Linked DNA regions of Mus musculus: region 2 is linked to region 1. A link is a loop called in an ENCODE intact Hi-C map of the cell type or tissue named here. Cell type or tissue: gastrocnemius. All regions are shown on one strand. Each heading gives the region's core, and the rest is flanking DNA. Links, peaks and the distances in the headings are about the cores only. Region 1 overlaps Zfat (zinc finger and AT hook domain containing). Region 2 overlaps Zfat (zinc finger and AT hook domain containing).

Region 1 (4,391 bases), core at 323-4,322:
GTCCCATGTCCTAGAGCCCACAATCCTGCAGCTGCCTGTGAGGCTAACCAGAGTGAGGCTAACCAGAGCGCCAGGGTTGTGCTGATTCTGACATGAACATCAGCCAGAGTGCCCTGGCATAGGTGAGGGAAGAAGCAGGCCGGGCATGGGTCTGTGGGGAAGGAGCTGCTCTGGCTGGATCTAGTGAAATAGCAGAAAGGTAAACTGAGAGAGACGTGTAGTTCCTACTTAACAGGACAGTGCAAGGGCCTAGAGGTCTGGGGTATTGGTGGGTGTGAGCCCAGCTCTGAGAGCTGACATGTAAGTCCCATGGGGCACTAGGCAGTGTGTGGTTTCCAGCTATCTGGCAAGGCAGAAGGCAGCTGAAACATAGCCTTGGAGCATGGTGGGATCTCCTGGTATTTGCTACCCAGGAAGGTATTGACTGACCTTCTCTGCCCTGACATCAGCTGCCGAGAGAGTACCTGAACTTCTCCAAGGTGCTTCATCCATTTAGGGATGGGAGTCTGGTTGAAAAGCCATGGTCTTTTGTATGGTACCAGTTACTCCATTTCAGTAGATATGTGAAAATGTCAACCAAAAGCCTTGTAATGGCTTTTGAGTCCTAAATATAATGATTTTATTTGTATCTATAATTCTTTTATCAGATTGAAATGTGAATTCTTTCTCCTCTTTATGTCTTCTTACCTAATATTGTGTTAGGAATAATTAGTTTTGTTATGAACAGTGACAATGTTTAGATAGGAATTAAGTGGCAGAGAGCAACATATTCTACCCGCTGCTGGATGAGGCCTCTCAGAGGACAGTTATGCTAGGCTCCTGTCTGCAAGCAAAGCAGAGTATCATTCATAGTCAGGGGTTAACTCTCTCTCATGGAGCGAGTCTCACGTTTGGCTAGCATTGGCCGGCCATTCCCTCAGTCTCTGCTCTGTCTTTATCCCTGGCAGGTCAAGTTTTGTGTTGAAGGTTTTGTGGATGGATTGGTGTCCCCCTCCCTTCATGTATCAAAAGATGGCCTAGTCGGCCATCACTGGAAAGAGAGGCCCATTGGACACGCAAACTTTATATGCCCCAGTACAGGGGAATGCCAGGGCTAAAAAATGGGAATGGGTGGGTAAGGATGTGGGGTGGGGGAGGGTATGGGGGACTTTTGGGATAGCATTCTAAATGTAATTGAGGAAAATATGCAATAATAAAAAATATTAAAAAAAAAAAGGCCTGCCTGGCTATGCAGGAGGTAGCCACCGCAGGCTCCATATCCCCCACTGCTAAGAGTCTCAGCTAGGGTCACCTCTATACCTTCTTAGGGGCCTCCCCTATCCCACACCAATTTCCCTTTTCTCTCACAGCGCCCCCCCCCTCCGCTTTCCCCATACCTAATCATCACTCCAGTTCCCCTCCCCCTCCCCACTCTGAGCCAGTTTCCTCTGTCTACTCCCAATGTCTGTTTGGTTTCCCCTTCTGAGTAACAGTCAAGCATCCTCCCTTTCGTCCTTCTTGTTACTTAGCTTGTTTGGGTCAGTGGAGTATAGCATGGGTATCCTGTACTTTATGGCTAATATCCACTTATAAGTGAGTAAATACCATGTGTGTCTTTCTGGATATGGGTTACCTCTCTCAGGATAATATTTTCTAGTTCTATCCATTTGCCTGCAAAATTTCATGATGTCTTTGTTTTTAATAGCTGAATAGTATTCCATTGTGAAAATGTACCACATTTTATTTATTCATTTTTTCAGTTGAGGGACATCTAGGTTGTTTCCAGTTTCTGGCTATTATGAATAAAGCTGAATAAATCCATGATAGTTTTATTATGAATAAAACTATGAACATCGTTGAGCAAGTGTCCTTGTGGGGTAGTGAAGCGTTTTTTGGGTACATGCCCAGGAGTGTTACAGCTGGATCTTGAGGTAGAACTATTCCCAGTTTTCTGAGAAACTACCAAATTGATTTCCAGGGTGTATGTACTAGTTTGTAATCCCCCCAGCCATGGAGGAGTGTTCTCCTTTCTTCACATCCTCACCAGCATGTACTGTCCCTTGAGTTTTTGATCTTAGCCATTATTACTGGTGTGAGGTGGAATCTCAGGGTTGTTTTGATTTGTATTTCCTTAATGACTGAGGGAAACAGATGCAGAGACTCACATCAAACATTAGGCTGAGCTCAGGGAGTTATGGACAAGATTGGGAAAGATAGAGGGAGATGGAGGGGTCAAAGACACCACAAGAGGACCTACAGAGCCACTAACCAAAGAACATGCACGGACTGGACACATATGTAGCAGATGTGCAGCTTGGTTTTCATGTGGGTCCCCTACCAGTTGGAGTAGGGGCTGTCCTTGACTCAGATGCTTGCCTGCCTTTGGATCCCTCTCCTCCTGCTGGGCTGCCTTGTCTGACCTCAGTGGAAGAGGATGCATTTAATGTGCCAGGGTAGATTGGTACCTAGGGAGGGAGCAATTGGGGAAGAGGGGTGGGAAGGTGAGACTAGGAGGAGAGGAAGAAGAGGGCTGTGATCAGGATATAAAGTTAATAAAAAAATAAATAAATGAATAAATGAATAAATGAATAAATAAATAAATAAATAAATAAATAAATAAATAAAAGCAGTGCATTCCTAGCTTTTGTGCCCCATTGGGTGCAGGAGCCAGCCATTCAGTTCAGTTGTTGTAAGGGTCTTAGTTTTCGGGAAGCATTGCCTTGGCCGAGCTTCCTTGCACCTGGTCTGAGAGAGTTTGGCTAGAATTCCATGTGACCCGCAGTGTGCCTCTCCCTTCATCTGAGAGCAGGATTTGGCTTGAGGTTAACTTCCATGTTAAACCACAGTTATGTTTCCATTGACTGTGCTTTTCTGGAGTTTGGCCTGCTGGGTGGGTCTCTGCAGCAGAAAGTTTTGAAATACGGAAAAAAGAATATTGTCATTATGCCCACCTGAGGTATCTGCAAAGGGAACAGTCTGCAGGAAGTGGACAATAAAATAGCCCCCGCCCCCCATCTCTCTCTTTCTCTGTTCTTTGTAGTAATCATTGTTTATGTGTCAGAGAAGTAACAATACTCCCTGTAATTTTTTTCTTACAGAAAACACAGCCATCTTCATGTGTAAATGCTGTAATCTTTTCTCACCAAATCAGTCAGAACTCGTGACCCACGTTTCTGAGAAGCATGGGGAAGAAGGGGTCAATGTGGATGACGTCATCATTCCCCTCCGGCCTCTGAACACTCCAGAAAACCCCAACCCAAGCAAGGGTGGAGATGGTAAGGACCACAGGCATGCTGGGCAGGGACTTATGATATAGGAACACTCTAAATTACTGTGAGGCCAGCTACCTGGCTCATGGACACAGCAGAAACTTAGAAAATCCACCTCAGAGCCAAATACTTGTCTGAATGTAGATCTTGTGGAAGTTCAGCTCTTTGAATTTCCTACCCAGTAGCTTCTGTAGGTGTTCCTCTAATACCTGGTCAGTGATATGTGTGTGTGTATGTGTGTATGTTTGTGTGTATATGTGTATGTATATATAGGCATGTGTATATGTATATTTGTCTATATGTATGTATGTGTATATATGTGTGTGTATTTATATGTGTTTATATATGTGTGTATGTTTGTATATATGTGTTTGTACATATGTATGTGTGTATGTATGTACGTATGTATGTTTGAAGCAGGTTCCAGTAGCATAAAGCAGGAGTCTGACCTTAGACAAGTGTGGAGTGGTTCAGCTTTAGCATCTATCAGCTGAGTTATTTAAAGCAAATGAAATTTATTTTCTAATCCTCACTTTACTTATCTGAGAAATGACGACAAATATTCAGATTAAGTCAGAGAGTGTGGCTTCCCTACCTCTGGTCCTGCACAGATGAGGATGAAGGTAGGTCTTGTACGCTATCAATAAATTACTCTCTGTAAGTTGGGAAACAGTGTCTCCAAACCCATATTTTAAACCTAAAGGAAGGTTGAGACTGTGACTCTTTCAGGTTCACAGTCAGTGGGCAAAGGGAGATACATCTGTCTGCAGCTGCTGTACCTCTGTTCCTGAATGATATCAGCTACAGCAGGCACCATGGATTAGAGAAGCCATCTAGGCACAGTAATTAGGTCCCCACAGACGAGAAGGAAAACATGTAGTGCAAAAGGGACAGCTGCAAGAGGGACAGCTGCAAACAAGACTTAGACAAATGCCCCCACAAACCCCTTTATGCATGATGAGGGGCAGCACCAGTCTGCCGAGCAGAAGCCCAGGCTGGGTGGCAAATGTCCCATTGAGGGGTTCATTAGCCACTCTCACCATACAGTTGCTCTTTCCTGGGAACGTTCAGAGTGGCATTCAAAACAGTCTGGCTTATTGATCATCTGTCGGACACTGTTAACAAGGAGAGATTCCAGACGGA
Region 2 (4,391 bases), core at 315-4,314, 140 kb after region 1:
AACAATTTTAAGCCTGTGCTAATAGATTAAACTGCTGGAGTGATCATTTTGAACAAAGAGAATGGTTAGAGCTGTACAAGCTAACCTTTGTCTGCCTCGGATGGCTAAAGAGCAATAATTCTACCCTATCAATCTGGGGCATGTGATATCGTTAGTCACTGCCACGCTCGCCAGCTGAGGAAGAACGAGCTCTAGGTTCCACTCATGCACACCGGGTCCAGCGTTTGCTCTTTGTGAGCTGCTTGACCTTAGTTGAGTCACTGGACCCTAGGGGCTTCACGATGCCATTTGTGAAGAGGGAACAGGTAGTATGTATGAGGAACTGGAGTGAGGCTTGAGGGAGTGTTCAGTAACCACAGCAGGAAACAGCTGTTGACTTCTGTGGGAGCAGGGTAGGCAGTGCATGCCTACAGAAATGGCAGAAAAGCAGAATGAGCAGGTCACACTTAGAATGCTTGAGGAGCGCACATATCCCAAAGGCTCATAAGCCCCTCTGTAAAGCAGCTCCTTGCCTCTGGCTCATCCTCACTGTGGAGCTCCTAAGTATGTGGAGAAGGTGGACTTGGGGAGCACCAAGTTAGCTTGACCTGCTTAACCTAACACGTGCTTATGCTAGGACTTCAGTGAAATGCACAGCTAGCATCGTCTGTCACCTTTCCTGATGATCCATTGTGATGTTCCATGCATAAGAATCAATAGACAGACGAATGTAGTACAGGTTTTGGTGACAAGACCAACCTGGGGCTAGATATTAAAGACAAAAAACAAATGGGAAAAGGGTTCTCTTAAATGGACTTCAGCACCTAGAAAAGGTAGCAGACAAAATAGAAATGTTCAGCAGGATGGTAAGAGAGCGAGCGTAGATGGGCGGAGGCCTGGACTTCTCAGAAATGTCTGCCTTGCTTTATGAAATAAAGGCTTGGTCTGTGTGTGAGCTGCTAAGGCACTTAGATCTGAAGAGCTCATTGCAAACATCGCTTTAAACCTCATCTGCCCTTCCCTGCAGCCTTCACCCTGCCATACTGAGTACAGCCGGGTATATCACATGAGCTCATTGTGGCTCTCTCCTTCTGCTCACCACATGGTACCACCACACTTACCTGGCATGCACTGTAGTTTGTGGACATGTTTCCTGAGGACCTCAATGTTTATCACCCACCCTCCTTCCTTCCTCCTCATAGTTTGCTATCAGGTGAGGGAGGAGGTTTGCAGCATCCTATTCTCCCGTTAGGTACTGTCTTTCAACGAAAGAAATTAATATTTACCTCCACAGCCTTGGTTTTGGTGCATTTTTGCAGATAAATGAAATGGAAATAAATAGTAAAAGGAAATAAATGTCTTGGGTTGTCTTGGTTTATACATACAGAAATGGCTAGATAAGTTAGCAGTTTTCTCTCAGAATAGCTTTACAGCTACTGAATTCTCTCTGTCATAATCTTCTTTTAGCATCTAACATCAAGATGCCCAGATTGCACCCACAGCTGTCTCCCCCTCTAATCTCTCCCCCCACAGTCTCTATGAGCTGAACCTTCCCTACTTAGTCTTTCTAAGGTAGGTATGCTGGTCCTTCTTTTACTTTGGGCAAGCCAAAGATTGTAGAGCATCTTGCCCAGGCTTCCTGGAAGTGCTGGAACTGACATTCATACCTGCTCAGTGCATCCCAGAGAATGTCACCCTTGTCACTCAGGCCCTGAAAGGATAGCTACTCCAAATCTCCTAGGGACCAGTGGACTGTCCACCAGCCCCTTATCTGTTTTTCAGCCCATCCCTTTGTTTTACAATCTATGTTCTTAGTTCTTCCTAAATTTGTCTCCTATTCCTCTTCTCTGGTTAAAGATGATTTTATTATTACAAATTGCCAACAGCCCAGAGCTGATTGATAGTCAGGGACATGATACGTTGGCATTGGTAGGAATTTGGACTCTGCAGTCTCCAAGCAATCAAAGTCCTGGCTATTGAAATCAGCTGGTTTTCTCTACTATCAATGTTCCCTGACCTTCCCTGCCCCAGCACTGTGGCAGCATGGATCTATTGGCAGGCCTCCAAAGAATTGCCAGGCATCTGCATTGATGGACAGCCCCTGGGGACTGTAGCATTTGAAGTGCGACTCCCAGAGTAGCAAAAACAAAGAAACCAGGAAGAACCTAGCCACTTTTTCAGTGTCAAATGGACCAGGTATATATCTTTAGGAGTCTCCTAATCTATGCTGCATGCTTCTGCATTTCATAACCCCATGGTACCTTTGTGACTCCACACCTTGGAGGTTCCATTTGCAACATGGGAAAGACCTGACCTTGTCACTCTGTGTCATGGAGTCTCATTCTCCTCTTCCATGAAGAGGGGCGAGACAATATAGCATCGATGAGAGGACTGCATGCGGCTCCCAATGCCCATTTGTAATGTTGACATTATTGTTGGACCTATGTCACCTTTCACTTTCCCTCCTAGGTCACCGATGAGGAGCCCAGTTCCAACCACACAGTCATGATTCAGGAGACTCTCCAGCAGGCCTCCGTGGAGCTGGCCGAGCAGCACCATCTGGTGGTGTCCTCTGACGACGTGGAGGGCATAGAGACAGTGACGGTGTACACACAGGGTGGGGAGGCCTCAGAGTTCATCGTATACGTGCAAGAGGCTGTACAGCCCGTGGAGGAGCAGGTTGGGGAGCAGCCAGCCCCAGAACTCTAGAATCCCTGCCTCCTGTGGCAGCCAGCCTTGGTGGCCCTGGAGACCACCTAACCCACCAGACCCATCTGTGCTCTTCTTGTCTACTGGCCCAGATAGAGTTCTCTGTAGTGTCCTTTGTGTGGTCAAAGCCAGCACACCACCAGCAATACAGAATCCTAGTCCTCAGTACAAATCACATCCTGACCCAGGACCCTCTGTTTCCAGGAGACCTTCCCATCAGTTCTCCTGTCCTACGCCTTCCTTGCTTCAAGATCCGGAGACTCCTCTCCCCATCTGCATCATCTCTGATTATAACCCCAGCCCTTTGCATCCCTACTACCTGGTGCTCACCTTCTGCAGGGGCCCACTGTGCTGTCTGTGAGAGGACGACAGATATCACACAGCAAGTGGCCTTATGTCTTTTGAGTTAACCACTGGGTAGGGTGGGGCAGGGCCTTCCAAGCATTCTCCACAGAGCCCTGCCCTCCTCAGTGCAAGGACACTGGGAACAAATGAGTGACCCATAGTCCTCTATCACAAGGGCCCAGCTTGGAATTCTTTTTGCTTTTGAAATAAATGCATTTTCTCACCCCCCCCCCCATTTAGGGGGGGTGGGTGAAATAAAAGCATCTGTGCCTGTTCCTTGTCCTTCTTTGGGGCAGCTTATACTTCCTCCACCAAAGTCCCCTTCTCCCACTGAAGCTGTCTTCAAGGGTGCAGAGACTGGCACACAGACAATGGTACTTCTTAGCATCGCAGTGACCCCTCACCTTACCCTGAATGACATTCCGGCACTCGTGGGAGAGCACTTCAGCAGGGAGCGAAGCAATGTCTTGGCATGGAGGAGACAGGAGAGTAGGCTGACCTCAGAGGAACTAAAGGCCCTCTGCTTGCATGAGTTAGTTTGCACCAATGACCTTTGGAAGGGCCATGGGCTTTGCTATGTAGGCTATATCCAGTGTATGCTGGACAGTAGACAAGGACAATTTCTGTTTTGCCCCAGAGTGTGGGTGGCTGCAAAGGGAAGGTGGTGAGAAGGATTATCCATAAGCCAACTCCACAAGGGGTGGGTTGTGAAGAGGCTGGGATTATATTTATTCTACAACCCTTGGTTGGTGGTGGCCATTTAATAGACTGAGGTGACAGGGTCAGCCAGCGTTCCAGGAGATCTGTCTCAACAAGTGTCTGTATAGCAGTGTCCAAAGTGTAGGCAGAGAATCTGTCTCCAAGCCGGCTCTGTCTTCATCCAAATTTCCTCAACAAGTTGCTAGAGTCCCCCCCCCCCCTCCAGTCCAGTTGCATCTGAATGAGTATGATTGCCAAGTTCTCTGATTATGAACAGACTCGGGTGTCCGAACCTTGAGAGGCTTTGACCAAGGCCCTTAGCCCATGTGAGAGGCATCCTTGATGTTTGTATTCCTAGGGATAGAAGGAAAGTCACTTCCTACAGCTCTTCCCCGGAAAGGGATTGATGAGGTGTGTGTGTGTGTGTGTGTGTGTACCAGGAGGTGCTCTGGCATTCCGTGCTGTAGGAGGTAGCCCCTTCTCCAGGAAGACTGTTTCACAGCTCTGGCTAGGAAGAAGCACTGAGGCCTTGCTCTTCCTGGCTGTTCATATCCTTGTGGACATTGGAAACGAGGCAGTAAGCGTCATGACTCTCGGCTTCCTTCCTACACTGATTTCCTAAGAGTCCAAGCAATAATAAAATACAGCTTGTCCCTGCT

The links. Peaks named below come from ENCODE experiments on the same cell type or tissue, not always from the same donor. Only the 100,000 strongest peaks of a DNase experiment are listed, where the experiment ranks them.
Region 2: a loop joins it to region 1, with 2.5 times the contacts of the local background. A loop is called at or near these places in 5 of 42 quality-filtered maps.

The regions. Positions count from the first base shown.
Region 1 is chr15:68,223,630-68,228,020 of GRCm38, reverse strand. It overlaps Zfat (zinc finger and AT hook domain containing), which reads left to right. Exons shown (of 16, transcript NM_001145888.1): 2 at 3,078-3,254. Among named protein-coding and RNA genes, the nearest start is that of Zfat, 33 kb to the left of the region's middle. In gastrocnemius, for the core only: no CTCF peak of the experiment used is centred there; DNase peaks (open chromatin) are centred at 2,376 and 2,720.
Region 2 is chr15:68,082,619-68,087,009 of GRCm38, reverse strand. Zfat (zinc finger and AT hook domain containing) reads left to right here. Exons shown (of 16, transcript NM_001145888.1): 16 at 2,449-3,272. The coding sequence ends at 2,688. Among named protein-coding and RNA genes, the nearest start is that of Zfat, 170 kb to the left of the region's middle. In gastrocnemius, for the core only: a CTCF peak has its summit at 2,541 (motif pointing left); DNase peaks (open chromatin) are centred at 2,052 and 2,559.